2 separate regions of the Mus musculus genome follow, and region 1 is linked to region 2. A link is a loop called in an ENCODE intact Hi-C map of the cell type or tissue named here. Cell type or tissue: left cerebral cortex. All regions are shown on one strand. Links, peaks and the distances in the headings refer to the core of each region. The heading gives the core; the rest is flanking DNA. Region 1 has its middle 23 kb from the start of Rnf24. Region 2 overlaps Rnf24 (ring finger protein 24).

Region 1 (16,416 bases), core at 2,721-10,720, 55 kb before region 2:
ATAAATCAGCCTGGATTTCTTTTACCTGGTAGATGTGTCCATAGTCCAACAGGATGAACACTGCAGTTTTGTCCAGTGTTCACCATCACAAACAGCTATAACGAGCGTTCCTCTGCGTGTTTCCTTTTGGATATCAAGTTTTTCTAGGGAATTGATTTGGAAGTAGAATTGCTGGATATTAGGGCATGCATACCTTCCACTCTGTATTATGACACTGCTTTCTAAAGCTTCTCTCTTCTCCTTTTAGGTACTGGGAATCCAACCCGGACATGATAAACAGGCTTTCTAACATCACGTTATACCCTTAGCTCCTTTACTGAGTTTTATACCAACTTGCATCTGGGTATGAGGGTTTTTTGTAGTTGTTTTCAAGACAGGGCTTCTCTGTGTAACAGAGGCCTGGTTGTCCTGGAACTTGCTTTGTAGACCAGGCTGGCCTCAAACTCACAAAGATTCAAAGATCTACCTTCCTCCGCAATCCTGTATGCTGGGATTAAAGGCATGTGCCGCCATGCCTGGTTTGGGTATGAGATTTGAAGACAGGGTGTGTGATTAACCAGCAAGGTGTGGAAAATTGCCAGCAGAGTATGAGATTATCTGCTAGTTGACATCCTTGAGAGGGTGAATGATGTCAACACCTCATACAAAGCCTTCTAGCTGGTACAACCCTGGTCCAGTTGCTGTGTGTACTGGTTGCTATTGCTCCCAAACCTTCTCTTACTAGATGTGGATTGCCCTCAGCCCCCAGCGAGTCAGTCCTGCTCCATCCATGAATCCAGACTTACAACAGGTCTCTGTTCATCTTTATTATTTTATCTTGGGTCCAAAGGGTAGAAAGGAAAAAAAAAATGAAGGCAAAGTCAAGAAGCTACAGCCCCCACCTTCTTTAGCCTTGATCCTACTAAACTTATGTGCAAAGAGAGACTTGGAGGGAAGAAGAAGAGGAAGGAAAGAAAGAAGGATGGGCTCTAAGGAAAATCACCTCAAAGCTTCTCTCCAGGGAAGGCTTTCTATAGGGTGGGAGCCAGGCCAGTGTCTCTAAGTGAGAAGAATATTGAAGGCTCGAATGCTCCCCTGCTGGGAAAACTCTCTCTGCCTCCAGCATCCACCCACCCACTTGCTCCATCATAGCTTTGTCTATTTTTCTCTTGTCTAATTCCCAATTGTAGTCGCACACTCAAACACAAGTGGTTAAATGTATCTCTGTGCAAAGAACACTGTCCTATGTATAATATCAACTCATTACTTATTGAGTAAGTTAACTTGTGAATGTCATTTCTATATACAGCATGGTTTTTAAATAAGACACAAAAGGGAACCAATGAAAATGGCTCAGTGGGGGCCCAGCAAACACAGAAGTGGATGCTCACAGTCAGCTAATGGATGGATCATAGGGCTCCCAATGGAGGAGCTAGAGAAAGTAGCCAAGGAGCTAAAGGGATCTGCAACCCTATAGGTGGAACAACATTATGAGCTAACCAGTACCCCGGAGCTCTTGACTCTAGCTGCATATATATCAAAAGATGGCCTAGTCGGCCATCACTGGAAAGAGAGGCCCATTGGACTTGCAAACTTTATATGCCCCAGTACAGGGGAATACCAGGGCCAAAAAGGGGGAGTGGGTGGGCAGGGGAGTGGGGGTGGGTGGATATGGGGGACTTTTGGTATAGCATTGGAAATGTAAATGAGTTAAATACCTAATAAAAAATGGAAAAAAAAAAAAAAAAAAAAAGCAAAAAAAAAAAAAAAAAAAAAAAGAAAATGGCTCAGTGGGGAAAAAGTTTGCCAGTCAAGCCTGAAGACGTGACTTTGGTCCTCAGAACTCATGGGGGACATCAAAATTCCAACTCAATTCTTCAACGAATTAGAAGGAGCAATTTGCAAATTCATCTGGAATAACAAAAAACCTAGGATAGCAAAAACTCTTCTCAAGGATAAAAGAACCTCTGGTGGAATCACCATGCCTGACCTAAAGCTTTACTACAGGGCAATTGTGATAAAAACTGCATGGTACTGGTATAGAGACAGACAAGTAGACCAATGGAATAGAATTGAAGACCCAGAAATGAACCCACACACCTATGGTCACTTGATCTTCAACAAGGGAGCTAAAACCATCCAGTGGAAGAAAGACAGCATTTTCAACAATTGGTGCTGGCACAACTGGTTGTTATCATGTAGAAGAATGCGAATCGATCCATACTTATCTCCTTGTACTAAGGTCAAATCTAAGTGGATCAAGGAACTTCACATAAAACCAGAGACACTGAAACTTATAGAGGAGAAAGTGGGGAAAAGCCTTGAAGATATGGGTACAGGGGAAAAATTCCTGAACAGAACAGCAATGGCTTGCTCTGTAAGATCGAGAATTGACAAATGGGACCTAATGAAACTCCAAAGTTTCTGCAAGGCAAAAGACACCGTCAATAAGACAAAAAGACCACCAACAGATTGGGAAAGGATCTTTACCTATCCTAAATCAGATAGGGGACTAATATCCAACATATATAAAGAACTCAAGAAGGTGGACTTCAGAAAATCAAATAACCCCATTAAAAAATGGGGCTCAGAACTGAACAAAGAATTCTCACCTGAGGAATACCGAATGGCAGAGAAGCACCTGAAAAAATGCTCAACATCCTTAATCATCAGGGAAATGCAAATCAAAACAACCCTGAGATTCCACCTCACACCAGTCAGAATGGCTAAGATCAAAAATTCAGGTGACAGCAGATGCTGGCGTGGATGTGGAGAAAGAGGAACACTCCTCCATTGTTGGTGGGATTGCAGGCTTGTACAACCACTATGGAAATCAGTCTGGCGGTTCCTCAGAAAACTGGATATAGTACTACCGGAGGATCCAGCAATACCTCTCCTGGGCATATATCCAGAAGATGCCCCAACTGGTAAGAAGGACACATGCTCCACTATGTTCATAGCAGCCTTATTTATAATAGCCAGAAGCTGGAAGGAACCCAGATGCCCCTCAACAGAGGAATGGATACAGAAAATGTGGTACATCTACACAATGGAGTACTACTCAGCTATTAAAAAGAATGAATTTATGAAATTCCTAGCCAAATGGATGGACCTGGAGGGCATCATCCTGAGTGAGGTAACACATTCACAAAGGAACTCACACAATATGTACTCACTGATAAGTGGATATTAGCCCAAAACCTAAGATACCCAAGATATAAGATACAATTTCCTAAACACATGAAACTCAAGAAAAATGAAGACTGAAGTGTGAACACTATGCCCCTCCTTAGAAGTGGGAACAAAACACCCTTGGAAGGAGTTACAGAGACAAAGTTTGGAGCTGAGATAAAAGGATGGACCATGTAGACACTAGCATATCCGGGGATCCATCCCATAATCAGCTTCCAAATGCTGACACCATTGCATACACTAGCAAGATTATGCTGAAAGGACCCTGATATAGCTGTCTCTTGTCAGAGTATGCCTGGGCCTAGCAAACATAGAAGTGGATGCTCACAGTCGGCTATTGGATGGATCACATGGCCCCCAATGAAGGAGCTAGAGAAAGTACCAAAGAAGCTAAAGGGATCTGCAACCCTATAGGTGGAACAACATTATGAACTAACCAGTACCCCGGAGCTCTTGACTCTAGCTGCATATGCATCAAAAGATGGCCTAGTCGGCCATCACTGGAAAGAGAGGCCCATTGGACACGCAAACTTTATATGCCCCAGTACAGGGGAACGCCAGGGCCATAAAAGGGGAGTGGGTGGGTAGGGGAGAGGGGGTGGGTGGCTATGGGGGACTTTTGGTATAGCATTGCAAATGTAAATGAGCGAAATACCTAATAAAAAATGGAAAAAAAAAAAAAGAACTCATGGGGGAAAGAGGAAATCAACTTTAAAAGTTGTCCTCTGACTGCCATATTAATGCCCAAATACATACCCCCCTCTCACATACACACAAATAATAAAGATGATAACAATAATAATTTAATTATATTAAAATTTAAAAGACACAAAAGACGTTAAGAGGACTGTTTTCCAATTTCTCCCCAGCCTATCATACATCATACTCTATGCCAAGTGAATCTGCCGAATCAGATTCATATTTCCTAGGACAAACATCCTTCCTCTCTCTTTCCCCCCTGACTCAGAGCCCTGGCTGGTCCTCTGTTTCTTCTTTGATCACACCGCAGGCCAGCACTGCCCACTCTCTAGCCTGGACTGAATTCCTTTCTTGCTTGACTTTGGGAACACATTCTTGGCATCTTTGCGACCCTTCTCTGTGGGGTCTGGGAATGTAGCTCAGTTGACAGAGTGTTTGTTTAGCATTCACAAAGCCCTGGGTTCAATTTCCAGAGCCACATAATCTGTGGGTGACAACATATCCCTGATATCAAGAAATGGGGTGTTGAAGATGGGAGGATCAGAAATTCAAGGTCATGCTTCAAGGCCAACCTAGAATACATAAAACCTGATCTAAAAACAAAAGCCTCATGGACTATGCCTGTGCCTTCTTCTGTCCATTTAGGGTCACTTCTTCAGAGGTAGGGCTACTCCATCAGGACCTATGTTCTTCCCAGGCTCCATCTTCATATGGTTCGAATGAGAATGGCTCCTATAGGCTCGAACTTTTGAATACTTAGCCCCTAGTAGATGCAACTGTTTGAGAAGAATCAGGAGGTGTGGCTTTGGAGGAGGTGTGTCACCGGGGCTAGGACTTGAGGTTTCAAAAGCCCATGCCTTTCCCAAGTTAGCTCTCTCTCGTCTCTGCCTTGTGCTTGTGGATCAGACACAAGCTCTCATTCACTTCTCTAGGACCAGGCCTGCCTACCTGCTGCCCTGCTTCCTGCCATGGTCATGACTCACCCTCTGAACTGAAAACAACCTCCCAATAGACTTTCTTTTCTGAGTTGCCTTTGACATGGTGTCTCTTTGCAGCAACAGAAAGTAAGACATCTCACTTCTTGCGCCTCCTTCCTTCCAGACATATGGTCTCCTCATCCACCTGCCTACACACCGAATAACCAGTGAATTATGTATTTTTCTTCTTCTATGGATTTCTCTGTTTTGTATACTACCTCTGCTATGCCATTATTCTCCTTTTCTCTGAGAGAAATAGAATAATGACCCCTCAAGACGTCCTCGTCCAAATCCCTGGAACCTGTAGATACCTTTCATGGCATCTTTGCGAAGCTTGGTAACACGATGAAGTTAAGGATCTGGAGAAGGAGTTTATCTTGCATTTCAGGGGTTTACCCCCATGTGTTAATGGGGTTTCTGTTAGTGGGATGCATAAAAGATAATCAATATATATTGGAAAATGCTAGTTTTGGTTTACTAGCTTCAGCCACTGATTACTTGGCCTTGTTTTTTCGAAGGGGGTGTGTACTGGCTAGTTTTGTGTCAACTTGACACAGTTGGAGTTATCACAGAAAAAGGAGCTTCAGTTGAGGAAATGCCTCCATGAGATCCAACTGTAAGGCATTTTCTGTAAGTGATCAAGGGGGAAAGGCCCCTTGTGAGTGGGGCCATCTCTGGGCTGGTAATCTTGGGTTCTATAAGAGAGCAGGCTGAGCAAGCCAGGGGAGGCAAGCCAGTAAAGAACATCCCTCCATGGCCTCTGCATCAGCTCCTGCTTTCTGACCTGCTTGAGTTCCAGTCCTGACTTCCTTGGTGATGAACAGCAGTATGGAAGTGTAAGCCGAATAAACCCTTTCCTCCCCAACTTGCTTCTTGGTCATGATGTTTGTGCAGGAATAGAAACCCTGACTAAGACAGGGTGTGTAATGACACAGTATACCATGGTATGGCATGTGATGGAAGAAGGCCACTTACTTCATGGCATCCAGAAAAGAGAGACAGAAAGTCCTAATATCCCCTTTAAGGCAACATACATTTCACCCACATGTGTCTGTCTGTCTGTCTCTCTCTCTCTCTTTAACACAGGGTCTCACTATTTAGTTTTGGCTAGCCTGGAACTTGTTATGTAGACCAGACTGGCCTCGAACTCACAGTGATTTGCCTGGCTCTACCTAGGATCAAAGGTGTGTACTACTAGGCCCACCTCTTAAAAGTGTCCACAGGCTAGCAAACAAGACTGGGGAAAACTTCACACTATAGCAAGTACACACACACACACACACACACACACAAATAGAGAGGCAAAAGAATCATAATGACAAATGTGTTTGTGTATTTAGGAGTGAGAAGGAGAGAGGAATAGAGGGGGAGGGAGGGAGGGGAGGACAGACGTGCAATATTCATAAGATTATAACAAAGAAGGAAAGGGGGAAATTATACAATTATATTTTAATTTAAGAGAAAAAAAGTAATGACCAAACTTCTCAAATTTGGCACACATAATAAAACCCCATAAACCTTCACATTCAAGAAGCTGAACAACTTTCAAATTTTTAAATCCAAAGTAATGAATATCAAGATATCTCAGACAAGGACCGGAACACTAAAAATGTAAACATTTTTTTTTAAAACAGACCCAGAGAAATGACACACCACCCATACAGGAGAAACCTCTGGGATCACAGGAATTCCCCGTTGTACACTCTAGTCACTGGAAGGAAGTCGCATGATATTTTTAAGTGATAAGAGAATTTCAACCTAGAATTCTATGTTCATTTAAAATAGACTGTGGGAATGACAGGGAAATGAGAACACTAAGATGAGGGCAACTGTTCCCAGAAATCACACTCTGAAAGAGTATGCAGGAGCCTACGCCAACAGTCAGCTCTCTCTCCTCTCTGCCTCTCACTCGAGGATCAGACGTAAGCTCTGAGCTACTGCTCCAGCATCCTGCCTGCCTGCCTGCCTGCCTGCCTGCCTGCTGCTATGTTCCTCGCCATGATGTTCATGGACTCACCCTCTGAAACTGCGGGCCCCCAGTAAATGTGTTCTCCTCCTTGTTGCCTTGATCACAGTGTGTTGTTACAGAAAACTAATTAGGACACTTCCTAAGAACATAAAATGAGGAGTTGGAAAACCTAGATCACTCATACACCACCTATGGGCAGCAGTACAGCTATTCTAGAAGACAATTGGCAGTTTCTTATGAAACTGAACATGCAAATTTTCCTGTCAATCAACAATTGAACTCCTGGGCATTTACCCAAGAGAAATTATAAACACATAAAAATCCTATTTATAGATGTTTCTTTTATAGTACACAGATTATAATGTTCAGACTGGAAACAAGCCAGATGTCCTTCAGCAGGTAAATAAATACTTAAGGGGAAAATGTAGCATCCACACAGACAATGGCATACAACTCAGCAATAAAAAGAACCAAAGGACTGACTCATGCCACAGTGTTTTATCTCTTACAGTTTCATGTGAATCTTTCTCAAAGTTAAAGCATTAGTTCAAAGGAATTTCACTAGAAAGAAAGCTAATGGAGTGTGTAGATAGTTTGAGAGAAAGCATCTCAGAGCAAACATTCATCCATGACTTTGCATGACTTCCTGGGGAGACGCGGATAAATAGTATTCACCCCCAGATAGGACATCAGTAGAAAACCAAAGAAATGATTGCCCCCACATCCAGCTTGGTGAACCAACCAGTTTACTGGGCTCACTTACAGGACTGTGGGTGAGGAATAACTTTGAGAAGTGTGGATAGTCCCCAAACAGCTGCACACTGAAAAGTCCCATCATGAATGACAGCTTCTCAAGGCTGATTGGATGAAGTCTTCCCTCCAGGGCAGTTAACCTTCAATCCCACTATACTTTAGCACCCCCTGAGACCATGTATAGCTTTGAGAAAGCAGGATACATGGAGAGGCTATAATCTCAGTCACTTTTACTAAGACATACCAATATAGCAGGTCTGCTAAAGGTCTCATGCAGGTTACCAAAACTGCTCTAACTTCAAGATGGTAAGGTGCATGCCATGCCTGAAAGATTTAGTTCCCTGCTTTCCACCACTTCCTCTGCTTCTTTCATGCCCCTTCCCCTATTTTCTGTAATTTTATTGAGCCTTGGAAGGGGCAATATATATGTATGATTGGTTTTCTCCCATTTAGGGTTGATCATTGGGCCACTATATCACAGCAATACCACTTACTATCAGTATAGTGACCAGTTATGAATCTGCAGTAAACACCAACTATAGCAAAAAGAATTTTCCAAGGACAACAAAAGCAACAATATATGATGGATATAAACAAAAGTTTAGGAGCTGGTTAGACAAAAACATCACATCAAAACTCATAGAATTGAATAGTATAACGAGTTCATTTTAAAGAGGAACAGATAGTCTTAAAGACACATGCATTCACTAAGCCCATCTGAACATTTACAGAGAAGATCCTGAGAGCAAGTGACCTAGCCAAGCCCGGCATCTATTTCAAGATAGAGTCAGAGCTGGAAGCCAAGCCTCAGTAGTATTCTAGCATCTTTCCTACAGTACCTAGGACCACTTTCTCTTAGACAAAGTAGTGCTTGAAAGCCTGTGCCTCGAAGAATGCCTGATTATGAGGCTAGAAAGGTGAGGCATTAGTTAAGAGCTCTGGCTCCTTTTCCAGAGGATCCAGGTTCAGTTACCAGCATTCATGTGGCAGCCTATCATCCATAACTGCCGAAACTCCAGCTCCAGGGAATCTGATGCTCTCTTCTGACAGCTATGGGCACCCACACTCACATCCACATAGCCACACACAGACATAGCCACACACAGACAAAGCCACATTATTTTATTTTATTTTATTTTATTTTATTTTATCTTATTTTTTTAGTTTTCTCAAGACAGGGTTTCTCTGTATAGCCCTGGCTGTCCTGGAACTCACTCTGTAGACCAGGCTGGCCTTGAACTCAGAAATCTGCCTGCCTCTGCCTCCCAAGTGCTGGGATTAAAGGCATGCACCACCATTGCCAGGCACATAGTTTTAAAATAATAAAAATAAATCTATTTTTAAAAGTCTGTTTATGACAATGGTTCAAATATAGTAGTCCTCTTGGTAATGCGAATCTTTAACTAGTCTCTGAAGTCTTCCTGGGCCAACCCTTCGTTAGCCTCATGGAAACTCCTTGTACTTTCCCCCATGTTGTATTCCCCAATTCCTATATCCTGGGTCTTTCTCTGCTTTTTGTTGTTGTTTTGATCTTGTTTTTGTTTTGTTATGTTTGCTTTTGCTTTGGCAAGTACAGCTCTCAGTTACTTCTAGAAAAGGAAATGAGGGTGTTCATATTTGAAATCACCTTTATGTTATGCAATACTTGATGGTAGTTTTACTGGGTATAAAATTCCAGATGAAAACATTTTCCCTTCAGAACTCTGTAGATATTCTCTAGTATTCTTCCAGTGTTGCTAAAGAGAGTTCTGAGGCACATCAGCTAGTTAGGAAATACAAAGGCCACGGGAAAGGAAAGCACCCCCACCCCTGATTCTCCCGGTTCCAACTTCTCTTTTTCCTCTTTCACTGGCTAATAGCCAGAATTTCTTTTTTGACATTACTTTCAGTCCTTTGCACTATAATTCTGTTTTTAAAAGATTTTTCTGAAGTGTGTGTGTGTGTGTGTGTGTGTGTGTGTGAGAGAGAGAGAGAGAGAGAGAGAGAGAGAGAGAGAGAGAAAGAGAGAAAGAGAGAAAGAGAGAAAGAGAGAAAGAGAGAAAGAGAGAAAGAGAAAGAGAAAGAGAAAGAGAAAGAGAAAGAGAAAGAGAAAGAGAAAGAGAAAGAGAAAGAGAAAGAGAAAGAGAAAGAGAAAGAATCTATGCCAGGTGTCTGCGCAGAGGCCAAAAGAAGGTGTAAGATCCCTTGGATCTAGACTGAATTTAGACTCTAGTTCTCATAACAGAGTAGCAATCAATTGTCACCACAGCAACTGTCACCACAGAGCCATTACTACCCCAGGAGGTACCCTTGTTGTCCTTTTGTTTTGTTTTGTTATTATGTATGACTATGTATGACTGTCCAGACCACCTGCAGAGAGCAATGCACTGCCTTCTATGAGAAACATCACAAACGAGATGGCTAAAGATGCTAACGATTGGGGCCCCAAGTTCGACCTTTGGGAACCTGGTCATGTGTGAAAGTCTACTTGGTGTCCTAGCTTTCCAGCCCTTCTCTCTCTGGCTGCAGGCCACCCAATGAACCTGAAAAAATGTTCTTCTTGAAGGCCAAAATCTGTGACTAAGTAAGCGAAGCAGCCGACTTTTCCCTGACAAATTTAAAATTAGTTGCAAATTTAGAAGCTTCCAGGTTCCAAAGTCACAAATGTAGCTTCTTCTGAGGTACTTGTGTTTCTCAGTGTTTGTACAGGCTCCCTTCCAAAGCGTTTTGTCTTCTTGCTTAGTCAGTAGATCTGCCCACTTGGCTTCACTCTGACTTGTCCTGAAAAACCTCTCCTATGGCGGATATCAAGGGTTGAGATACAACTGAGTCAAGGTCCTCCAAGACCCTGAATGGGACTCAATGCACTGAACAATGCCACGAGTTCCCACTTTGCCAGCTGTCTGGTGGGGAGCGCTCTGCTCTTCTGGTTCTGGAGAATCGTGATATGACTTCATTTTCTCCATTAGAATTTGTGGAATCTTTTTCTGCTAAGGTCTGAAATTTCACAGTTTCTATGTCTTAGTTGAGCCTGTTTTGCCCATTGATGCCTTGCCACCTGGTAACTTATATTTTCCACTTTGAGAAAATTTTCTTGAGTTATCTCACTCATTATGACCTTCAATCCCCTTCTGGAAGACCTACTATTTTGGACTATTCCTCCCACACGTGTTTCGCATTTGCTTCCTATGAAGTATCTCTGACTTTGCCTACACATTTTCTATTGACTTCTTCGTTTCTGGTCCTATGAGCATGAATGTATGTTTATTGTAAAAGCTGCTTTTTATTTCCTGTCTTAAAATAGTGTCCTACTCTTGTTTTATGGTTACAGTTGAAATAAGCCTTTGAAATAAGTCTTGATGTTTTCTAAGTTGCTCCTTTTCTATTTATTTTAATTTGTCTTGTTACTTGCTCTCTATCTTCTGTGCTACCAGATTTCCTCAGATAGCTGGTAATCTAATCATCTATACTAGATATTATTGGTGCCTGCCCGTGCCCAACGGCTATGTGTGTGGATGCAATCAATGAGCAATTCTCCTTTCTCTAGAGAGTTATCCTTGACCAGAAACCATTTTCCCTACTTTGTGACCTCTTTCTTGGCAGTCAATGGCCAATGATCTATTAACATCTGTATATAAGAAATCAGTCCTCTTGCTCCAAGATGAGATTAACTTTGATATAATTTCCATTCCAGAATTCCCTGTGGGTCAGACTGAGTCCAAGTTTCAGTCAAGACTCCTAGGCTTCTTTCTCTAGGACTTCTGACAGTGGAAACAGTGAGCTTCTACTGAGCCCCTGACCTCTGAATCACTTGTACAGGGCGCCTCCTGTGATTCATCTTCACTGTTGCCTTGATTAGCTTTGGAATTACGAGGCTCACTCCCACATGTTTGGGAGGGTGCTTCCAAGAAAAAAAATCAATGAAGAAAGGAAGATTCTCCCTGACCGGGCACAGCACCATTCCACAGCTGGGTCTCCCGCTGAATAAAAAGTGATTTTTTGCGGCTCCCTGACTGTGGACACAGTGTAACAAGTTAGTTGCCTTCCACTCCCACCTCCATGCCTTTGCTACGTGATGGACTCTGAGCCAAAATGAATTGTTCACCCATTACGTTAGTTCTCATTGGGTATTTTCTCACAGAAACAATAAAAGCAAGTGATGAAGAAAACTGATTCCAAACACTGTTGTGATTATTTGGCATATAGTTTATAGGCCTTTTTGACTGATTTGCAGAAGGACTTTGTAAGAATTTGGAAATAGGAATTATGCTGGTCTAGTAACGTGGTAGTAACGGGTTCTCGTTTAAGTTCCAGGACCTCATTAGCCTCAAGCAGTTGCTCAGATTTCTGGTACCAGGTATGACTTCCCTCCTATTGGGAGGGCCTTAAGTCCTATTAGACAGCTGTTGGCTACCTCCAAGAAATGAGCGCCACTACAGCACCTTTAGGGATGTCTTGCATCACAGCTTGGCAGTTTTCCTCCCTTGGCAGCTTATGTGATATTTTCTGGTACTATAAAAGCTAGACCACAGGCTTTCAGAGTCCTGTGTCCAAAGTGTGTGCTGTCTTCAGCAAAAGGAACTTATTTTCAACCTCTGAGAGACAAGAGAGAACCAATGGCAGTAGTAATAGCCTATATTGTTTGTGAAGTCACTTGGGCTATCCTGACAAACAACTTGAACAGAGCCTTCTCATGCTTGGTACTGGGGTTTTCAGTTGATGACTCTTTTCTTGCAGTGAACATTGTCAGCCCAAGTGACTTCATGAAGTGTGTGTGTGTGTGCATAAAATATATGTATAGTATTATATTAAGGAAATTAATATATCATAATATAGTTTCTTAAGACTATCAAACATCATTGGTGTTATGTGTCCCTCCTCTATCCCTCTCTTACTTTATTGTTCTCCTCTGGCTCCCCAGATAGAAACTCCTCCATGTTTTTCTGTTTAACAAATCATATTACCTGTATCCTGCTCTTACCTTCTCCTCCAAACCCTAGAGTCCCTTCTTACCTTCCTGTTTTACAGTTACTCCATATTGTATGTTTGCATCTCAAAATCTCTAGGAACCACAGATGAAAGAGGGAGAGAGAAAGGAAGAGAGAGAGGGAGAGAGAAAGAGAGAGAGAGAGCACATGGGGCATTTGTCTTTCTGGGTCTGGATTATGTCAGCTAATATAACTCATTTACCTGGAAGTCTTGTGATTTCATTTTTCTTTAGAGGTGACTAGTATCCAATTGTGTGTGTGTGTGTGTGTGTGTGTGTGTGTGTGTGTGTGTGTGTGTATCACATTTTCATTATCCATTCAGAGGCTGAAGGACATTCAGGTTGTTTCCATTTCCTAACTATTGTGAACAGAGCAGCAATGAACATGGCTGAGTGAGTATCTGTGGAGGAGGATGTCAAGTTGCTTGGGCATTTGCCAAGGAGAATAACTAGGTCATACGGTAGATTTGGTTTTTTTTTAACTTTCTGAACATTCTCCATAGTGATTTATAGAGTCACTAGACCAGTTTGAAATCCTAGCAGTGAACGAAGGCTCCCTTTCCCCACACCCCTCCGGCATTTGTTGACAGTTGTTCTGTTTATCTTAGTCTTTCTGACCAGAGTGTGACAAAAATCTCAAATTTGTTTTACTTTGCATTTCCTTAATTGCTAAGGATAATGAAAACTTTCTGATGTCTTTCTTAGCCATTTTTATTTCTTCTATTGAGAATTCTTTATTTAGATTCATGGTCCCTCCCCTTTAATTGGATCACTTGTTTTTTTGGGTTTTTTTTTAAGTTCTTTATATATTCTGGATATTAACTTCTGTCATGTATAGGTGATGAATAGATATACATATATATACACATACATAGGGAGATAGATATGGATATATAGATGCAGATGTACAAATAGATAAAGGCTGGCAACGGTTCTCTTGGGTATCTTATTAATTCAACTGATTGTTTCCTTGGCTGTTCCGAAGCCTTTTAGTTTTAAGAGGTCCTGTGGTAGTTTGAACGAGAATGATCCTTAAAGGCTCATACATTTGAACACTTAGTTCCCACTTGGTAAAAGAGTTTGGGACGGGGCTGTGCCCTTGTTGGAGGAGGTGTGTCACTGGGGGTGGACTCGAAGGTTTCAAAAGCCCATGTCCTTCCCAGTTAGATTTTGGTAGGATGGTCCTTTTTTACAGTATTAATTCTACTGATCCTTGACCATGGTAGGGTTTGTTTGTTTTGTTTTTTTTTCATTTTATTTTCTTCGATGTCTTTCTTCAGAGATTTGAACTGCATTCTAAAACTTATCCTTATACTCATAGATAAAAGTAGCTTTTATTCTCCATCAAAGACGCTTTGCTTTGCTGCAGAGACTGTTACAGAAAGTGACAACAGGTCATGATGCTGAGATCAATGGACACTGTGGAGACCAACCCCAGTGGATAGTCCTACAGGGCAACTCTAGCACCTAAGGTTCTGGGAACATCATGGAAGAGAGGGCAGAAGATTTTAAGAGTTGGAGGACCGGGCAGTCTTCTGGGAGACTGTATTTTCTATAACTGACAGAATTTTCTTGCAAGATACCTTAACAATCCAGTGGCCTAAAGAAGACACGAACAATGATAGTATCTATAGACATGCTAAAGTAGAAGGGGGAAGTATCGTGGAATCCCATCCCTAGATAAAGACAACAGTCCACTAATGAATGCTGAGAGAGGGAGATGTAGCTTCTCTATGGGATGAGGCCCCTAACTGGTAATCACAAAGGAGTCAGTCCTGAAGTCAAATACACACAAGCAATACTAAACTGATTAATTTATGTATTTGTGTGTGTGTGTGTGTGTTAACAATAATCAAAAAGAGGCCATTAATTTGGCAGGGAGTGAGGGAAGAAGGAAGTAATGTAATTGTATTCTAATTTGAAATTTTAATTAGAAGTGAATTTAGACCTATTAACTAGAAAAGCCGTAGTGTACTGTGAAGCAGGAGAGCAAAGAGCAGAAAGAAAGACACAGTGAAGCCTTGGCTCAGGAGGTTACAGAGGGAACTGGCGCTCCTATTGGGACCTGGACTGGAGAGCACTCGTGTTAAGTTGTGGCGAAGAATCTGGCTGCATTCTGCCCTGTCCCCAAAAACAGGAGTGAGCATGAGTTAAGAAGTAATGGACTAAGCTATTTTTTAAAATGTGGATGTGTGTTTTATCTGCATGTATGTCTGTGCAGAACATGTGTGTCTGGTGTCCTCAGAAGTCCTGGAACTGGAGTTATTAACGGTTGTGAGCTGCCACGTTGGTGCTGGGAATTGAATCTGGGCTCTTTGAGAGAGCTGCCAGTGCTCTTAACCACTAAGCTATCTGTCCAGCCCCTGAACTAAGTTATTTGGCAGAGGAAATCTTAGGAGAACAAACATTCAGGCTATGTGAGAAGCCAAATGCATGGTTATTGATCCATGCACTTATTCACAGTTCACAGTGAAGGTTGAAAGCAGAAAGATGGGGGCTGGGGAGATGTGCAGTTTGGAAGGGAAAGGAGTGTGAGCAAGTCTGAAGTTGATGGCAAGGTAGGTAATTGGCAAGGGGGTCAACATGCACATACCCCTCCCCCACGTGACCGGGCTTGGATGTGCCAAGCCGGGAAACATGCCCTTTCACTCCCACATAGGACCACTCCTGGGAACCTAGTGAAGGCAAACATTTAAATGACTGAGCTCAGAAATGCCAAAGGGGCCATTATGCCCATTTATCCCTCCCTCCATACCAGGTTTGGAAATGGCATGGGAACCAACGGGACTTCCTTGTGCGCCTCCCTATGTCTCTGCTTGAAAGTAGCATGGAGGCAAACATCCCCCACCACTACACACACATGACCAGATTTTGAAATGGCATGGGGGATCAAATGCCCAAAATGTCCCCATATGGAAAGTGTTCCAACATGCATGCACCTCCCCACCCCATATGTTCAGACTTGGAAATGGCACAGAGGGCAAAAGGTCCACACACTGTGTCCCCATAAAACTGAGTTCACAAAGAACATAGGGGCCAACAGAGCCATAACCTTTCCCTATAGGACCATGCTCAAAAATGGTATGTGGGTCAACATGCATTAGCCACCCCTTAATATGACTAGGCTCAGAAATGGGGTCAACCTGAGCATATACTTTTCTTCTTCTTTTCTTCTTCTTCTTCTTCTTCTTCTTCTTCTTCTTCTTCTTCTTCTTCTTCTTCTTCTTCTTCTTCTTCTTCTTCTTCTTCTTTCTTCTTCTTTCTTCTTCTTTCTTCTTCTTCTTCTTCCTTCTTCTTCCTCTTCTTCCTCTTCTTCTTCTTTCTTCTTCTTCTTTCTTCTTCTTCTTCTTCTTCTTCTTCTTCTTCTTCTTCTTCTTCTTCTTCTTCTTCTTCTTCTTCTTCCTCTTCTTCTTCTTTCTTCTTCTTCCTCCTCCTTCTTCTTCTTCTTCTTCTTCTTCTTCTTCTTCTTCTTCTTCTTCTTCTTCTTCTTCTTCTCCTTCTCCTTTCTCCTCCTTCTCCTCCTTCTCCTCCTCCTCCTTCTCCTCCTTCTCCTTCTTTCTCCTCCTCCTCCTTTTTCTTCTTCTTCTTCTTTTTTATATTGTATAGAATAGTTTATTCAGGAGAGAGAGAGAGAGAGAGAGAGAGAGAGAGAGAGAGTAGAGTAGTAGAGGCCAGCCATGAGCACATGGAGGGAGAGGGGGGAAGGAAATGGGGAAGAGGGAGGGGGAGGGGACAGAGAGGGAGCAAGAAGGCAAGAGAGGAACAAGAGTAAGAGAACAAGAGTGAGCATATACTTTCTGTGATGGATAGTTTTATGTCAACTTGACACAGGCTAGAGTCATCAGAAAGGAGGGAACTTTAATTGAGAAAATGCCTCCATA
Region 2 (16,416 bases), core at 4,975-12,974:
TAATGCTTTTTAATAACCTTTGTATACTTACCTAGTTATTAATAAAATTATCAATTTACTTTGTCTAGAGCCTGAACAAAGTCAAGCCCTTTAATTTAAAAACAAATTAAACCTTTCATGACTGTTCCATTAAACAAAATTGTATTGATTTCTGTCTGGTGACCTGTGGTTTTCCAGGAACTTATGACTAACTGTTGATTCACTTGTTTTATTGACAGGTATCTTAAGTGCAGTTGACCTATTCAGTTGTCACAGTCAGTTCTCTTTACTAGAGAAAGGCTCCTGGGGACCTGTGAGATGGCTCGGCTCACACAGTAACAGCGCTTGCTGTGCAAGCTGGCAAATACCTTCAATCCCTAGAACCCGTGGAAATGTGGGAAAAGAGGACTCCACAGACTTGTCCCCTGACCTCCACATGTGCACCGTGGCACCCACACATCCACCTCCATGTGCATCATTTCCTCCAGTACACACACACACACACACACACACACACACACACACACTCTTTCTGTCCTTAGAACCACTTGCTCTGATTTCACAGCCTTTTCTTAGTTATCACATAGACCTAACAACCCCCAAGGCTGGTGGTTAGTATTCAGGGCTCTGTTCTGAATACCATGGGATTTTCAGAATAAGAAGAACCCTGATTAATTTTAATTTAAAAGACATAGTTCTTTGTCATATTTTGGAAGAGACTAAAGAGTTACAACTAAATACAAGGTATGACCCTGAATTAGATCCTAAAATGGAAAACAGTTATCGAAGAATCAGTAAAGTTTGAATAAAGTCTATCATTTATTTAATAGGATTGAACCAGTCTTGCTTTCCTTTCGTAATGTAAGATTTTATTTAATAGGGGATGCTAAAGGAAGAGTATGGGAAATCTGTGGAGCATTCCTATAAATATAAGATTATAGATAGGAAAACATGTTTGGGGTTTTTTGTTGTTGTTGTTTTGTTTTGTTTTTTCCTCTGAGTCAGGGTGTCTAAATAGCCAGGATGTTTTGGAACTCACTATGTAGACCAGGCTAGCCTCCAACTCACAGATATCTGCCTGACCCTTCCTCCTGAGTGCTCGGATTTAAAGTATATACCGCCATAACTGGCCTTAGAAAACAATTTAAATGTATATACCTCATTGAAAATTATTAGAGAATTGTGATACGGGCCCTACTTGAGGCCATGTGAATACAGTGTGGATGAGCTGGGGTGTGTGAGCCTGCTCAGAGCCTTCAGGACCAGTCACCTGGTCACACAAGCTTGCAAAGTCCACAGAGGCAGTAGGATCCTGGAAGTAGAGGTTTGAGAAGCCAGTTTTACTGTGTGTAATCTGGTTGCTGTTTTGTTTTGTTTTTCATCTACATATTGGAAAGTATAGTATTCAAGCTATGGGGATTATAAAGACTTAAAAGCTTACATATACAATCCTGCTCATAAACTGTAAAGCACTATGCAGACTGCTCACTTTGATTACTGTCTTAAAGAATTGATATAGAAAACAGATCTGTCAGGTTATGTATTACATAAGGGATTGCATATGGTTACATAGGCTGGCTTTTTCTGTGTAACCTTTCCAGTCTCAGCCAACACTGGGCCTTGTATACTTCAATACCCATTTGCCCAGGAAGCTGTACTTACATAATGGTTCTGAGGGTAACCAGCAGCTTTCTGATTGGTTATAAGGTCACCTTCCCAGAAGGTATTTCAGGCCGAGGACTGTAAACCTGATCAAAAGTCCATACCTGGTGTGCTAGCTAGTTTTATGTTAACTTGACACAGGCTAGAGTCATGTAGAAAGAGGAAACTATCTCAGTTTAGAAAATGCCCCCACCAGATTAACCACTGGGCAGGCCTGTGGATCATTTTCTTGATTAATGATTGGATGTGGATGGGCCTAATCCCAAAGAGGGTGGGTCCACCCCTGGTCAGGTGGTCCTGGATGATATAAGGAAGTAGTCTGGACACTCCATGAGGAGCAAGTCAGTAAGCATGGTCTCTGCTTGAGTTCCTGCCTCCAAGTTCCTGCCCTGCTTGAGTTGCTGCCCTGACTTCCCTCAGTGATAGACTGTTACCTACAAGTATAAGGTGAAAGAAATCCTTTTCTTTTCAAGTTGATTTTGGCCATGTTATTTTATCCTAAAAATGGAAATAGAAACCCTAAGACAAATGGTGAGGAAATAGGCCCTGGGAAACCCTGTAGTTTTGTTAAGTAGTCATGCTGTTAGACTTCCTTCTAAATATTTATGTTTTCACCCATAGATTTGTGGTGCTTTCACCTTTGGTCAGAGAAGGTTTTTTTTTGGGGGGGGGTTGTTTTGGTTTTGGTTTTGTTTTGGAGTGGGTAGTGGTTAGTGCAGAGACTGCCCCAAGTGCTCAGTATAAATAACTGAGTCCTCAGCTGTGTATGGCTCATATACATACATGTCACCCCACCACTGTCCAGTGTTCAGAGGGCAGGAGGAATGAGAGCTGGTGGGTGGGGAAGAGAGCTGTGAGATGCTGGTCTCAGGGTATGGCATAATAAGCACTTGCTAACTCACAGCAACTGTTGTTACCCACACCTCATCAAGCCAAACAAACTCGTACTAAAGATTTTCTCTAGATATGTCTTTATATTCTACTAACTATGTAGATTTATATGAAATTAACTAAAAGTACCTTTTGTACTATAATGTAACAGTCTTACCGATTATTTTAAAACTGTGTTTATTTTGTGCCCTGCACCTGTATAAGAGCCAGGAGCTAATGAACCTTCAATGTAGACTAAGATGCAGCTCTAGAGAGATATGTACTGGTCCCATTGAATTTGAGAGTTGTTAAAAGATTGACATACACAGGTAATAAGAGTAGTTATTATTGACATAGTTGTTATTTGATTTCCTTTGTTGAGAAAGATGTACTGTGTTTTTGGGGACAAGATAGCTTTTCTAAGATTAATCAGATAATAGACCTAGAGTTTACTAGATTGAGAAGGAGGATGGCCACTCTCTTCTGCCTGCTTATTTTCAGTGCCCTTGTGTAAACTGACTGTGAAGTTCAACATGAGAGTCTTTCCTTTCTCTACAACTTGTGTTCTGTGCTGCCTGAGCATTGTAGTATGATAGTGTTGTTGTTGTTAGCAATTAACAATTTAAAGAATTCTGTACTTAGATGTGGTAGCACATGTGTTTAATATAAGTACTCAGTAGGCAGAGGAAAACAGATCGCTCTGACTTTGAGATTAGTCTCATCTACATATCTGAGTTCAGACTAGCCAGGTCTGAACATAAGGAGAATCTGTCTCAAAATTGATGGATGGATGCATGGATGGATAGATAATCGTTTTACAAATTCTGCACTTAGAGCCGTGTGTAAGAGTGCACACCTCAGCACTTGGGAAGCTGAGGTAGGGAGATTGAGAGTTTAAGGCCAGGGCTTATGTAGGGGCATCCTGTCTCAAAGAATAAACTAAGCAAACAAAATAGAACTTTGACCAAGCTAATTGTAAAACCATGCATTAAATAGAATCCAGTAATTAACAACTGATAGATTTGTAATATTATAGTATATGCACCGTGTACCTGAAACAGACCAGAAAATAGGAGATTACAAGTTTGAATCCCTCATCATTACCACAGTGAAGTTTCATAAAGGTCTGATGAGATTTTTAAATCTCTGAGTTCAAAGCTTGCCTGGTAGACAGAGCAAGTGCCAGGACGGCCAGAGCTACACAGAGGAACCCTGTCTTGAAAAACAAAACGATAATAACAAAATAATTAACCTGTGGAATATGGCAGAGTAAAGGACCATTAGAACAGCAAACATCCAGGCTTCCAGTTATGACACACAAATGGAAGACAGCAGCTCAGGCTTGGCTACTTGTGCAGGACCCGCCAGGGAGAGAACTGCTCACACACCCAGAGGGGTCAGTGACAGCAGAGACAGCACGACTGCAGAGGGATCCACGCCACCGTGTACAGAGCAGGGAGGCTCAAGACTATTAAAGCAGCCGCTTAGGTCTTTTTTATTGATTTATTTTTATTACATTGATATTTTCCTTACATGTATGTCTCCGCGAGGGTGTCAGGTATCCTGGAACTGAAGTTACAGTTGTGAGTGCCATGTGGGTACTGGGAATTGAACTCAGGTCCTCTGAAAGAGCAGTCAGTGCTTTTAACAGTTGAACCCTCTTTCCAACCCCAGATTTTTATTTTTATTTATTTAAGCAGGCTCTTACTGTATAGCCCAGGCTGCCTGAACTCAGACCCACCTGTCTCTGACTACAGAGTACTAGGACAACGTCTTAGGCCATCATAGCCAGCTCTGTTTAGAATTTAAGTGTCTTTAAAAACAAAGTACAAATAAAGTAATAAAGCCTTAAAGCACTCTGCTTTACATTGCCACTGCTATTTTACATCTACTTATTTATTTGTGTGTATGTGGAAGTCAGAGGACAACTTACAAGAGTCTGTTTTCTCTTTTCTACCTTGTGTATCTGAGGATCAAGCTCAGGCCGTCAGGCTTGGCAGCAAGCACTCTCACCCACAAGCCATCTCTCCAGCCCCCTGTAACGTTCCTTAATAAAAATAAGAGTCAAAATAATAAGGTGATGTATAAAGTCAAATGGGCAGATCCACACTGAGATAGAGATGGGACAGATAACTAGCATGTGGCGTTGCAGTAGCTCTAGGGTTCTGTCCTCCAGTTCTCTAAACAGTGTGGATGGTTAGGAGTGCAGAGGGGGAAGTTACACAAGTTGCTGCAGAGAAGTCTCTGCCAGCCGTTTGAGTCTGTGGCAAGGCTTTTTTCCCTTTCTTTTCCAGGTTTGGCACTTGAAGACAGAACACCCAGATATCCATCATTTGTTGGGTAGTGCTTGATTTTAAATACTGAAGATTGAACCTGTGGCCTTGCCAGCATTCTACCAGTAAACCATAGTCCCTGGTTCTTTTCTTCCTTTTTGTTTTTGAGACCCAGTCTCATTGCATTCCCCGGGCCAAGTTGGGTCTCACGGTGTCCTGCCCCAGACTCAAAAGTGCTGCGGTTGCAGGCCTGCATGACCAAGCTGGCCAGCCAGTTTCTTCAGTAGAAAGAATAAGTGATAAGAATGCCCTCAGACGAACTCAAACAATGTAGATAAGGTTCACTAGAGAAATGTTTATAAAACATTGCTTAGCTGTTTGCACTTGAGGCATAAAAGATTTTTTAACTGAGATCTTATTCCCTGATAGAATGGATATCTTTTTGCAGCAAGGAAGTAACACAGAAGATTGTAAAAGCCTGGAGTGCAAAGGGAGATCTTTGAAATCTTAGTGGCAGAGACTGGCGCATCTGGAAAGAAGTGTGACTTCAGTGCCACCAGGGACACCAGCAGGCTCTGGCTGAGCACCTCCAGTACACATCACCTCTGAAGGTGCCACATTCAGACTGGGCCTCAGATTTTCACACTTATTTCCTTAGGCAGCTCTCATGGGAGAAACAGAATAGCATATAATCTGAGGGAATTTGAGGTTAGAATAAAGGAAAATATTTCTTCTCTATGATAGAGGTGCTTTTTGGAGAACTTGGGTTTTTAGCATTCACTGGTAATGTTGCAGAAAAACATGTTTAGTCATACATGTGGAACCTCTACTCCATACCCAGCAGTTCCCAACGCTGTCTCCTTCAAGTCTTTTACTTGTCTCTAACGTGAAGATGGTTGATTTTAAATACTGGAGATTGACACCCTAGGGCCATCTGTCATCGCTGCTCATTGCTGGATTTTTTTTTTTTTACCTTAAAATGCTATATTTTGAAAGACACAGCATACTAATTTCAACATACAAAATAATATATACATTTCCCTGTTGTCTTAGTTAGGGTTTCTATTGCTGTGATAAATACCATGACCAAAAACAATGTGAGTAGGAAATTATTATTTCTTACAGCTTACAATCCATCAGGGCAGGAACTCAAGGGAGGAACCTGGAGGCAGGATACTGATGCCAAGGCCTGGGGTGGGGGAGTGCTGCTTACCAGCTAGCTCTTCATGGCTCACTCAACCTGCGCTCGCTCTCTCTCTCTCTCTCTCTCAGATTTATTTATTTATTTAATGTATATGGGTACGCTGTAGCTGTCTTCAGGTACACACCAGAAGAGGGTGTCAGATTCCATTACAGATGGCTGTGAGCCACCATGTGGTTGCTGGGATTGAACTCAGGACCTCTGGAAGAGCAGTTAGTGCTCTTAACCACTGAGCCATCTCTCCAGCCCTCAGCCTCCTTTCTTTCTTTTTCTTTTTTTTTTTTTTTTTTTTTGTTTGTTTTTGTTTTTCGAGACAGGGTTTCTCTGTATAGTCCCCTGGAACTCACTCTGTAGACCAGGCTGGCCTCAAACTCAGAAATCCACCTGCCTCTGCCTCCCAAGTTCTGGGATTAAAGGCATTTGCCACCACGCCTGGCCTCTCAGCCTGCTTTCTTATACAACCCAGAATCACCTCTCCAGGGCTATCACTGCCCACAGTGGCCTGGGCCCTCCCATGTCAGTCATTACTCAAGAAAATGCCCAACAGACTTGTCTGCAGGCTGATATTATAGAGGCATTTTCTCAATTAAGGTTCTCTCTTACCAGATATGTCTAAATGTGTGTCAAGTTGACAAAACCAGCCAGCACATCTGTGTTCTTTGTTTTCTCACAGATGTGTTTGCACTATCAGTTCCTTCAGTCTCTGAGTATCCTCAGACTTTGTATTCCTTGTATTCTAAGCCTCTCCAGCTGTGCATAGCGTGATCAACTGTAGTTCCAGCACTCAGGTACCTGAAACAGCAGGATCTGAAGTTCAAGGACAGCCTGGGCAGGACCCTGTTGCAAAAAATAAAAATAGAACATAAGGCTAGCTTGGTTCACATAGCGAGTTCCAGGACAGCCAAGGCTACATGGTGAGACTTGCTCTTAAAAACAGAAAGCTAAAACAAAACAAAAATCCCTAAAGCCCAAATCTCTCTAAAGGAACAGAATAAGTCTAGGATGAATGAAAAGAATGTGTGTTGTACATAAAGATTTATCTTAGTCCAGGTTTGCTGTATCACAGAATCCCACGGACTGGGAAGTTTAAAACATTGCTGTTAAGAGGCTGATACTGGCTTCATTTGATAAGAATTCTTGCTACATAAGCATGTGGACCTGAGTTAGGAGTCTTAGAACCTACATAAAAGGCTGTGTATAGTGGAAGAAAGCAGGGGCTTTCTTGGTTAACCATGGGTGGTGGTCTGAATGAGGATGGCCCCAGGGGGTGGAGCTGTTAGAGAAGTATTAGGATGTGTGGCCTTATCGAAGGACCTGTGTCACTAGGGTTTCTTTCTTTTTTTCTTGCTTGTTTGCCTCTTTCTTTCTTTCTTTCTTTCTTTCTTTCTTTCTTTCTTTCTTTCTTTCTTTCTTTCAAGACAGGGTCTCTCTTTGTAGCCTTGGCTGTCCTGGAATTCAGAAGCTCACAACATTCCCAGTTTTCTCTGCCTCATGCTTGTGGATCAGATGTAAGCTCTCAGCTACTGCTCCAGTACCATGCCTGCCTGCCTGCCTGCTGCCATGTTCCCCACCATGATGGGCATGGACTCTAACCCTCTGGGACTGTTTATTTTATAAATTGCCTTGCTTACAGTGTCTTGTCACAGCAATAGAAAAGTAACCAACACACCATCTAACTAAATTGGTGAGCTCAGGTTCAACGAGAGACTTTGTCTCAAAAATAAGGTTAAGAGCTAATAAGATGGCTTGGCAGGTGAAGTGTTTGCCATGCAAGCCTGGTTCTGTCCTCATAAGTCAGATTGTGTGTGGAGAGAAATGAGTCCACAAATTGTTCTCTGACTTCCGCACATGGACACTGGTATTCGGTCTACACACACACACACACACAAACACACACACACACACACAGACTCCTGGAGCTTGTTGACAACTCTATCTAGCTAAGTCAGTGGGCTCCAGTGAGAGTGTGTTTCATAAGAAAGGAGAGAGAACATTTGAGGAAACACCCACACAGACACAGGCACTTACATGTGTACACATATATACACATTCACACAGTTATCAGACGTTTACTTCTCATTTTGTTTGAGACTTCTCACAAGGGCCTTCTGTTGCCTTATATAATATGGTGGAAATACAAAGAAAAGCCAATAGTCAGAATGGCCAAATCTATCCTGTTATAAGAAACCAACCTCATGATATCCGTTTATGAGAGGAGAGCACATGACTCTGCGCCTCTCAGAGGTCTTGCCGATTAATACTATTACAACCAAAATTAAACTTCAGCATAAATTTGGAAGGAGACAAGCATTCAGACTTTAGCAAGACCCATTCTTTTATGTAAACTATACATTTGATGTTCTTTACAGCCCAAAAGAACATTTTAAAACCTGAGGGCTTGACAAATGGCTCAGATTAAGAGCCTCTCCCAGAGGACTCAGGTTCGGTTCCCACTACCTACCTGAGGTGGGTCTCTAGCTCTGCCTTAAGGCTGCCCAGTGCCCCTGGCCTCCTCAGGCACAACTCACTCGCACTGATGAGCACACTCACACATGCAGACAGATGCACCTACACAGATTAAAAAATAAATCTTTAAAAATAAACATACCAATGGCGTACCGCGGCCAGGGCCAAAAGGTGCAGAAGGTGATGGTGCAGCCCATCAACCTTATCTTCAGATACTTGCAAAATAGATCTCGAATTCAGGTGTGGCTGTATGAACAAGTGAATATGCGGATAGAAGGTTGTATTATTGGCTTTGATGAGTACATGAACCTCGTATTAGATAATGCAGAAGAGATTCATTCTAAAACAAAGTCAAGAAAACAACTGGGTCGAATCATGCTAAAAGGAGATAATATTACTCTGCTCCAAAGTGTTCCCAACTAGCAGTGAATGGTGACGCCTGTAGGATGTTGAGAAGGCCCCTTGAGCGTGTTTAAAGATGTCTGCTGCAACCTGCATTTACTCAACTTGTTTTACTTGCACATTATTATTAGGTGACAATAAATGCTGTAGGAAGTTTTTGTTAATAAATAAATAAATAAACATACCTAGAAAAGATTATGTAAGAATAATTTTGAAATATTAAAAAAACTACTGCTTCACCCTGAATGAATTACTAATGTGTTTAAATTAATACGAAGCACTAGGCTTCATAGACATCATAGTGCTGTCTAATATCACATTCAAGGTGGATTAAACATTTAAATTTCAGGAATAAAACCATGCAAATACGAAAAGAGAATATAAGTAAACATTTTTAAAATCGGATATGGGAAAGCCAAAGATAGAAAAAAAATAAAGACAGATGACAGATTTAGTGGCAGAAGGGGCTGGCGGACCAGGACCTACAGTAGACATGCTGATTGCACAGAAAACAAAGTCACAATGCCCTCCACTGGTGTTCTTTCTTTCTCGTTTTTTCTTCCCTGTCTTTCATTTGGATACAGACAGAAATATTATCTCCTTAGAGAAGAATAGCAACAGAAACCCAGTGAAACAGGAAGTGGTGAAAATTGTGACTAGTGGGAACTTACTGGCATCCGTTCAGAGGCACAGGCACTCTGAAGACTGTAAAAATGCCAACGCCTCCAACCCAGTTATGCAACAGTACAGCAGCCTGCAGAGTGGCCATGCAGTCCCAAGCAGCCATGAGGAACACTACAGCAGCCTGCAGAGTGGCCATGCAGTCCCAAGCAGCCATGAGGAACACTACAGCAGCCTGCAGAGTGGCCATTGCAGTCCCAAGCAGCCATGAGGAACACTACAGCAGCCTGCAGAGTGGCCATGCAGTCCCAAGCAGCCATGAGGAACACAGCTTAGTCGTTGAGTGCTTGCCTAGCATGCTTAAGGACCTCAGTGACATAACAATTTTTTTAAAAGTCAGGTTTTCTTGAGCCACTTTGGCTGTTTATATGCCTATAAAGTATAATAACCTAAATTATAAATTAGTATTCAAATTCTCATTAGTTTTTAAAGGTCTCAGAATAGCAATTTTTTAATGTTTTGTTTGGTTAGTTGACTCAAACCTCAAGCATTTGGTTTTTTTTTTTTTTTTCTCTTAATCTATTTTTGGTTTTCCCTTTATTTCTGACTTATGTGATCTATTCTTCTAAAGTTTAATTATCCAGTTCAAATTGCTGTATTTTTTTTGTGCTTTTATAATTGGTAGTATAAAGGAAAGGTTGCGGGAGATCTGTTGATGAGCATCTAGGGTGTCAGTTTCTGGCTATTGCAATGAACACTGAGCAAGTGTCTTTGGCAGGATGGAGCATCCTTTAGGTCTATGCCCCAGATGTGGATCTGAGGGCAGATTGATTCCCCTCTTCCTGACGAACCACCACATTGAATCCCACTGAGCCTGGTCAAGTTTTCAGGTCCACTAGCAAAAGATGAGTATTTCTTTTATTTCATATCTAACCAACATGAGCTGTCATTTGATTATTGATCTTAGCCGTTCTGACAGGGTAAGATGATATCTCAAAGTAGTTTTCATTTGTGTTTCCCTGGTGACTAAGGATGAACATTTAAGCGTGTCTCAGGCATTCAAGTTTCCTCTTTTGAGAATGTTCTATTTTGATCTGTATCCCATTTTTAAATTAGTTTCCTTGTTTTCTTGATGTCTATGTTTGGTTTTTTCCCCTTGAGTTTTTTATATATTTTGGTATTAGCCCTCTGTGGGATGTATAATTAGTACAAATCTTTGCCCGTTTTGCAAACTGCCAACTTGTCCAAATGATAGAGTCTTTGCTGAGCAGAAGCTTTTCAGTTTCATTTATTGTTGATCTCATGCCTGTGTTGTTAGCGTTCTATTCAGAAAGTCTTCCTGTGCCAATTCTCTTCTATCAGCTTCAATGTGTCTGGTTTTATGTTGAGGTCTTTGATCCATTTGGAGTTGAATTTTGTACCTGGTGATAAGTATGGATCAATCTATTTGGATTCTTCTACAAACAGCCATCCAGTTTGACCAGCACCATTTGTTGAAGTTGCTTCCTTTTCCCCATCTTTGGCTTTATCAAAAAGCAAGTGTCCATGGGTGTAAGGATTTACATCTAGGTCTTCAGTTCCATCCCATTGATCAACATATGCATTTTTGTACCAATATCATGCTGTGTAAATAATAACTTTATTCTCCTGATGTAATTGTCCTTTCAGGGGCTTACTACTGACTAAGCTCGTCCTTTCTAGTTCTTCCTGAACTCTGGCTCGCTAGCTGTTTCAACTCAGTTCTGGCCCAAACTCCTCTCCAAGCTGACGGATTCAATCTGGTTTCTCTCAGCTTCTCACTTAATTGCTCTGCTTGGCCTCAGGCTAATTGTCGATTTGTTCTAGTCTCTGGCTCCTTATTATGGATTCGGCTGCCCTTGTGGGGAGGCTTCACTGAACTGTATGAACTCACAGACAAATTCCTTTCCAATTTGTGTGCGCTTGGTTTCCTTCAGCTGTCTTGCTGCTGTGGCCAAGACTTAAAGTACTATGTTGAATAGGTATGGAGAGAATGAATGCACAGCTTTGTCTTGTTCCTGATTTTTGTGGAACTGCTTTGAGTTTCTCTCTATTTAATTTGATGTTGGATATGAGCTTGCTATAAATTGCCTTTATCATGTTGATGTATATTCTTGTCTCTCCAGGACTTTTATTATGGAAGGATGTTGGATTTTGTCAAAGGCCTTTTCAGTATCTAATAAAATAATCATGTGGTTTTCTCTTTCAGTCTATTTATCTGGAGGGTCATATTTATCCATTACATATGTTGTGCCATCTCTGCATCTCTGAAATAAAGCCAACCTGATCATGGTTGATGATTGTTTTGCTATGTACTTGTATTTTAAGTATTTTACTGAATTTTTTTGCATCTATGTTCAAAAGGAAAATTGGTCCATAGTTTTATTTGTTGGGTATTTCTGTAGTTTGGGTATCAGAGTAACTGGCCCCAAAACAAATTGGACAAAGTTTCTTCTGTTTCTATTTGGTGGAATAGTTTGAGAAGTATTGGCATTAATTCTTCTTTGAAAATCTGGTAGAATTCTGTGCTAAAACCATCTGGCCTTAGGTGTTTGTTTGTGTTTGTTTGTTGTTCTTTTTTTTAAAGATTTTATTTATTATTTATTTTATATGTAAGTACACTGTAGCTGTCTTCAGACACACCAGGAGAGGGAGTCAGATGTCATTAAGAATGGTTGTAAGCCACCATGTGGTTGCTGGGATTTGAACTCAGAACCTTCGGAAGAGCAGTCAGTGCTCTTAACTGCTGAGCCATCTCTCCAGCCCCGTTTTTTTGTTGTTCTGTCTTCAAGTGCTGGGATAACATGTTTGTCTCCAGACATTGACTTCAGGAGAATTATCCTTTATTCATTCATTCATTCATTTTTGGTTTTTCGGGAGAGAATTATCCTCTTAATCTTGTTTTTGGGTTTGTTTTGCTTTGGTAGACTTAATTACTGCCTCTAAATAGAAGTAATAAATAGGGGTTATAGGTCTGTATTTATACATCAATAAATTATCCTCTTTTTTTTTTTTTTAGATTTTCCAATATGATGGAGTACAGGATTTTAAAGTGTGTCCTTAGTGATTCTTGAATGTCCTTAGTGTCTGTTAGGTCCCCCTTCTCATCTCTGATTTTGTTAATTTGCATATACTCTCTATGCCTTATTGTTAATTTAGCTAAGGTTTTGTCAGTCTTAGTGATGTTCCTCTCAAAGAACCACTCTTAGTTTCATTAATTCTTTGTATTAGTTTTGTTATTGTTTCTATTTTATTGATTTCAGTCCTGAGTTTGATTGTTTCTTGCCATCTTCTCCTTTTGGGTATGGTATGATTTCTTCTTTTAGTTTTAGAGATTTCAGGTGTTTTCTTACTAGTCTGAGATCTCCCCAGTTTTTTGCTTTTTGTTTTTATTTTGTTTTTGTTTTGAATTTAGTTCTTGTAATGTAGGCACCTAGTGCTTTGAACTCGCCTGGTAGAACCACTTTCATTGTGCCCCATAAGTTTGGATCTGTATTTTTCATTCATTTGTACAAAGTCTTTAATTTCCTTCAAATTTCTGTCTTGATCCATTTTTCATGCAGTAGTGTGTTCTGTGTTGTTCAGCTTCCATGGGTCTGTAAGCTTTCTCTTGTTTCTGTTGTTGATACCAGCTTGAATCCATGGAGGTCATGTAGGATGCAGGGTATTATTTCAGGGTTGAGACTTGCTTTGTATCCAACTATGTGGTCAATTTTAGAGAAAGCTCCATGAGTTGCCAAGAAGGAAGTGTATTCTTTTTGGATGGAATGTTCATATACTTTTTGGAAGGAAGTATATTCTGTCTGGATGGAATGTTCTTTACGTTTTTGCTAGGTTCATTTGGCTTATGACATCATTTGGCTCCAGCATTTCTCTGTTTAGTTTTTGTCTGGATGACCTGTTAAGTGATGAGAGTAGAGTATTGAAGTCACCCACTATCACTCACTGTTTGAGGATCAATATATGATTTAAGCTGTAGTAATATTTTATGAATTTGGGTGCCCTTGTGTTTGGTGCATAAAAGAATTGCAATGGTCTCATGGAGGGTTTTTCCTTTGAGTATGTAGTGTCTTTCCCAATTTCTTCTGATTACTTTGAAGTCTATTTAATGGCTACACCAACTTGCTTCTTAGGTCCATTTGCTTGGAATATCTTTTTGCATCGTTTTACTCTGAGGCGATGTCTATCCTTGATGTTAAGGTGTGTTTCTGGGATGCATCAGAAAGATGGATCCTGTTTTCTAATCCAATCTATCAGCCTGTTGTTTTTGTTTTTGTTTTTAAATTGGGGAATTGAGGCCATTGATGTTGGCAGGTATTAATGAACGGCGTTTATTCATTTCTGTTATTTTTTGTCATGGTATACCTCTACCTTTGCTTCGCTGGTGTGGGGTTATTTATTCCTTGTGTTTTCTTGGGTATGGCTAACCTCTTTAGGTTGAAGTGTTCTTTCTAATATCTTCTGTAAGGCTAGATTTGTAGATAGATACTGCTTAAATCTGGTTTTATCATAGAATATCTTATTTTCCCATCTACTTTAACTTTTTGTTGATTCTTTGTGAATTTCCCATTATGTACCCCAATCCCACTCATCTCCCCATCCTTCCACATCCTCCCTCTCCACCCTTGCAACCTCCTCCCAACAGAAAACAAACAAAATCTTGATGTAAAAGGTCCAATGTGTCACATAGTATACCCTATTGCCAAAACAGCTTTTCATGCAGATGTTCATTGCATTGAGTCATTGGTCTGGTTTGGGACCTCTGGCTTCTGCTGCACTATCAATACTGGATCCTCACCGGGACTCCTCCAGGACTGTTGTTGCCCTGTGTCATAGAGATCCTGCAGCTTTGGTTCTTCAGGACCAGCGCCTTCAAATGCTCCAGCAGTTCATAGATGGGGTATATGTTGGGGTGGGCCAGCTCCAAGCCCTGAGTCTGCGTGGTATCTGAGTTGGTCAGACCTCCCCTCCAGCTCTCCCATACTCATCCCCCCACCAGGGGGTGGAGCTGGCTCACCTGCACCTATTCCACCAGGACCAGCTCTCCAGCACTGCCCAGGCAAGGGGCAGAAACAACTCATCTGCTTTCACACCCACACCAGGGCCAGCCCTACTGTGCTGCCCAGGTGAGATGTGAGCTCATTCTTAGTGCTGCAACTGATGCTGGGTGGTGCTACCTCTCCCACAATGCTGAGATGAGGGGTGGGCTAGCTCTGCACAGCCCTCAGAGATGTCCACATGGCCTTTGGTGTAACAGAACCCCCGAAACAGCATGGGCCAGGACCTCAGCATGGCCTCAGGTGCCACTATTGGCTACTCACTACCCTCGAGTCTCTGATTCAGCCCCTCTTCACTGTGTACACACCATTCTACCTCTCTCTCTCTCTCTCTCTCTCTCTCTCTCTCTCTCTCTCTCTCTCTCTCTCTCTCTCTCTTCATCTTAGTGGCACCTGGAGCCTCTGGGTGTCTGGGGTCATCTTGGGTGTGCTCTACCTACCCAGGCCACCATCTATTGTGATTGACATTTTTGCTGGGTATAGATAGTAGTCTGGGACAGTATCCATGGTCTCAGTCTGTAGAACATCTTTTTATTCTACATCTGGCTTTTAAAGTCTCCATTAAGGGGGGCTGGAGAGATGGCTCAGAGCATGGTTAAGAGCACCAACTGCTTTTCCAGAGGTCCTGAGTTCAATTCCCAGCAACTATATGGTGGCTCACAACCATCTGTAATGAAATCCAATGTCTGAAGAGAGTGACAATGTATTCACATGCATAAAATAAATAAATAAGTCTTCTTTTAAAAAAAAGTTCCTATTAAGATGTTAGGTGTTATTCTAATAGGTCTGCCTTTATATGTTACTTGGTCTTTTTCCTTTGCAGTTTTTAAATATTCTTTCTTTGTTCTATATGCTTAGTGTTTTGATTGTTGTGCCCAGGGGAATTTCTTTTCTGGTCTATTTTCTGTGCCTTTGACCTGGGTTGTCTCTTCTTCTATTCCTATTCTTCTTAGATTTGGTCTTTTCATTTCATAGTGTCCCAGATTTTCTTGCTGTTTTGTGCCAAGATTTTTGTTTTGTTTTGTTTTGTTTTGTTTTGTTTTGTTTTGTTTTTAGACTTAACATTTTCTTTGACCAAAGTCTCATTTCAACTATCATATCTTCAGTGCCTGAGATTCTCTCTTCCATCTCTTGTATACTGCTGACAAGGCTTGCCTCTGAGGTACCCATTCAAGTTCCTACATTTTCATTTCCAGGTTTTCCTCAGATGTTTGGGTTTTCTTTATCAATGCTATTTCCACTTATGGGTTTTGGATTGTTTTACTCATTTCCTTCCATTTCTGTTTGTGTTTTCATGGAGTTCTTTTTTTCTGGAGGGGAGGGGTTTCAAGACAGGGTTTCTCGGTATAGCCCTGGCTATCCTGGAACTCACTCTGTAGACCAGGCTGGCATCGAGAAATCCACCTGCCTCTGCCTCCCAAGTGCTGGGATTAAAGGCGTGCACTACGCCACCACTGCCCAGCTTCATGGAGTTCTTTAGGGGGGTTATTCATCTCCTCCTTAAGATCCTCTATTTGTATTTATAAAGACTACTTTAAGGTCCTTGTCCTGAGCTCCAGCTGTATTGGCAAGCCTTAGGACCTACTGTAGTAAGGGTGTTGGGCTCTAGTGGAGACATACTGTCCTTGTTACTCTTTTTATGCCCATATCCAGGCTTCTGGGTTTGTGATGATCGTAATTCTGACATCGGTCTTGTCTTTGGGTAGTGTTTTGTTCCTTGTTTTCTGTTGCCCTTTCTGGATCTTAGGAGTGTGTGGTAGCTGTATGTTGCCTGGTAGGGGATTCTTTTGGGATCCTGCCATTGGGAGTTTCAGTTAAATGTATTTCTAGGTTTTGAGAATAAGATTGGCGTTGGGTGATTTGAAGG

What was found. Peaks named below come from ENCODE experiments on the same cell type or tissue, not always from the same donor. Only the 100,000 strongest peaks of a DNase experiment are listed, where the experiment ranks them.
Region 1: a loop joins it to region 2, with 4 times the contacts of the local background. A loop is called at or near these places in 2 of 42 quality-filtered maps.

Annotation. Positions count from the first base shown.
Region 1 is chr2:131,367,589-131,384,004 of GRCm38, reverse strand. No RefSeq gene overlaps it. Among named protein-coding and RNA genes, the nearest start is that of Rnf24, 23 kb to the right of the region's middle. In left cerebral cortex, for the core only: no CTCF peak of the experiment used is centred there; DNase peaks (open chromatin) are centred at 6,726, 7,175, 10,228, 10,667 and 1 more place; H3K27ac peaks cover 2,688 bases.
Region 2 is chr2:131,314,546-131,330,961 of GRCm38, reverse strand. The region is part of intron 1 of Rnf24 (ring finger protein 24); the gene reads left to right. It also overlaps the pseudogene Snrpert. Among named protein-coding and RNA genes, the nearest start is that of Gm30590, 30 kb to the left of the region's middle. In left cerebral cortex, for the core only: no CTCF peak of the experiment used is centred there; a DNase peak (open chromatin) is centred at 9,538; H3K27ac peaks cover 1,417 bases.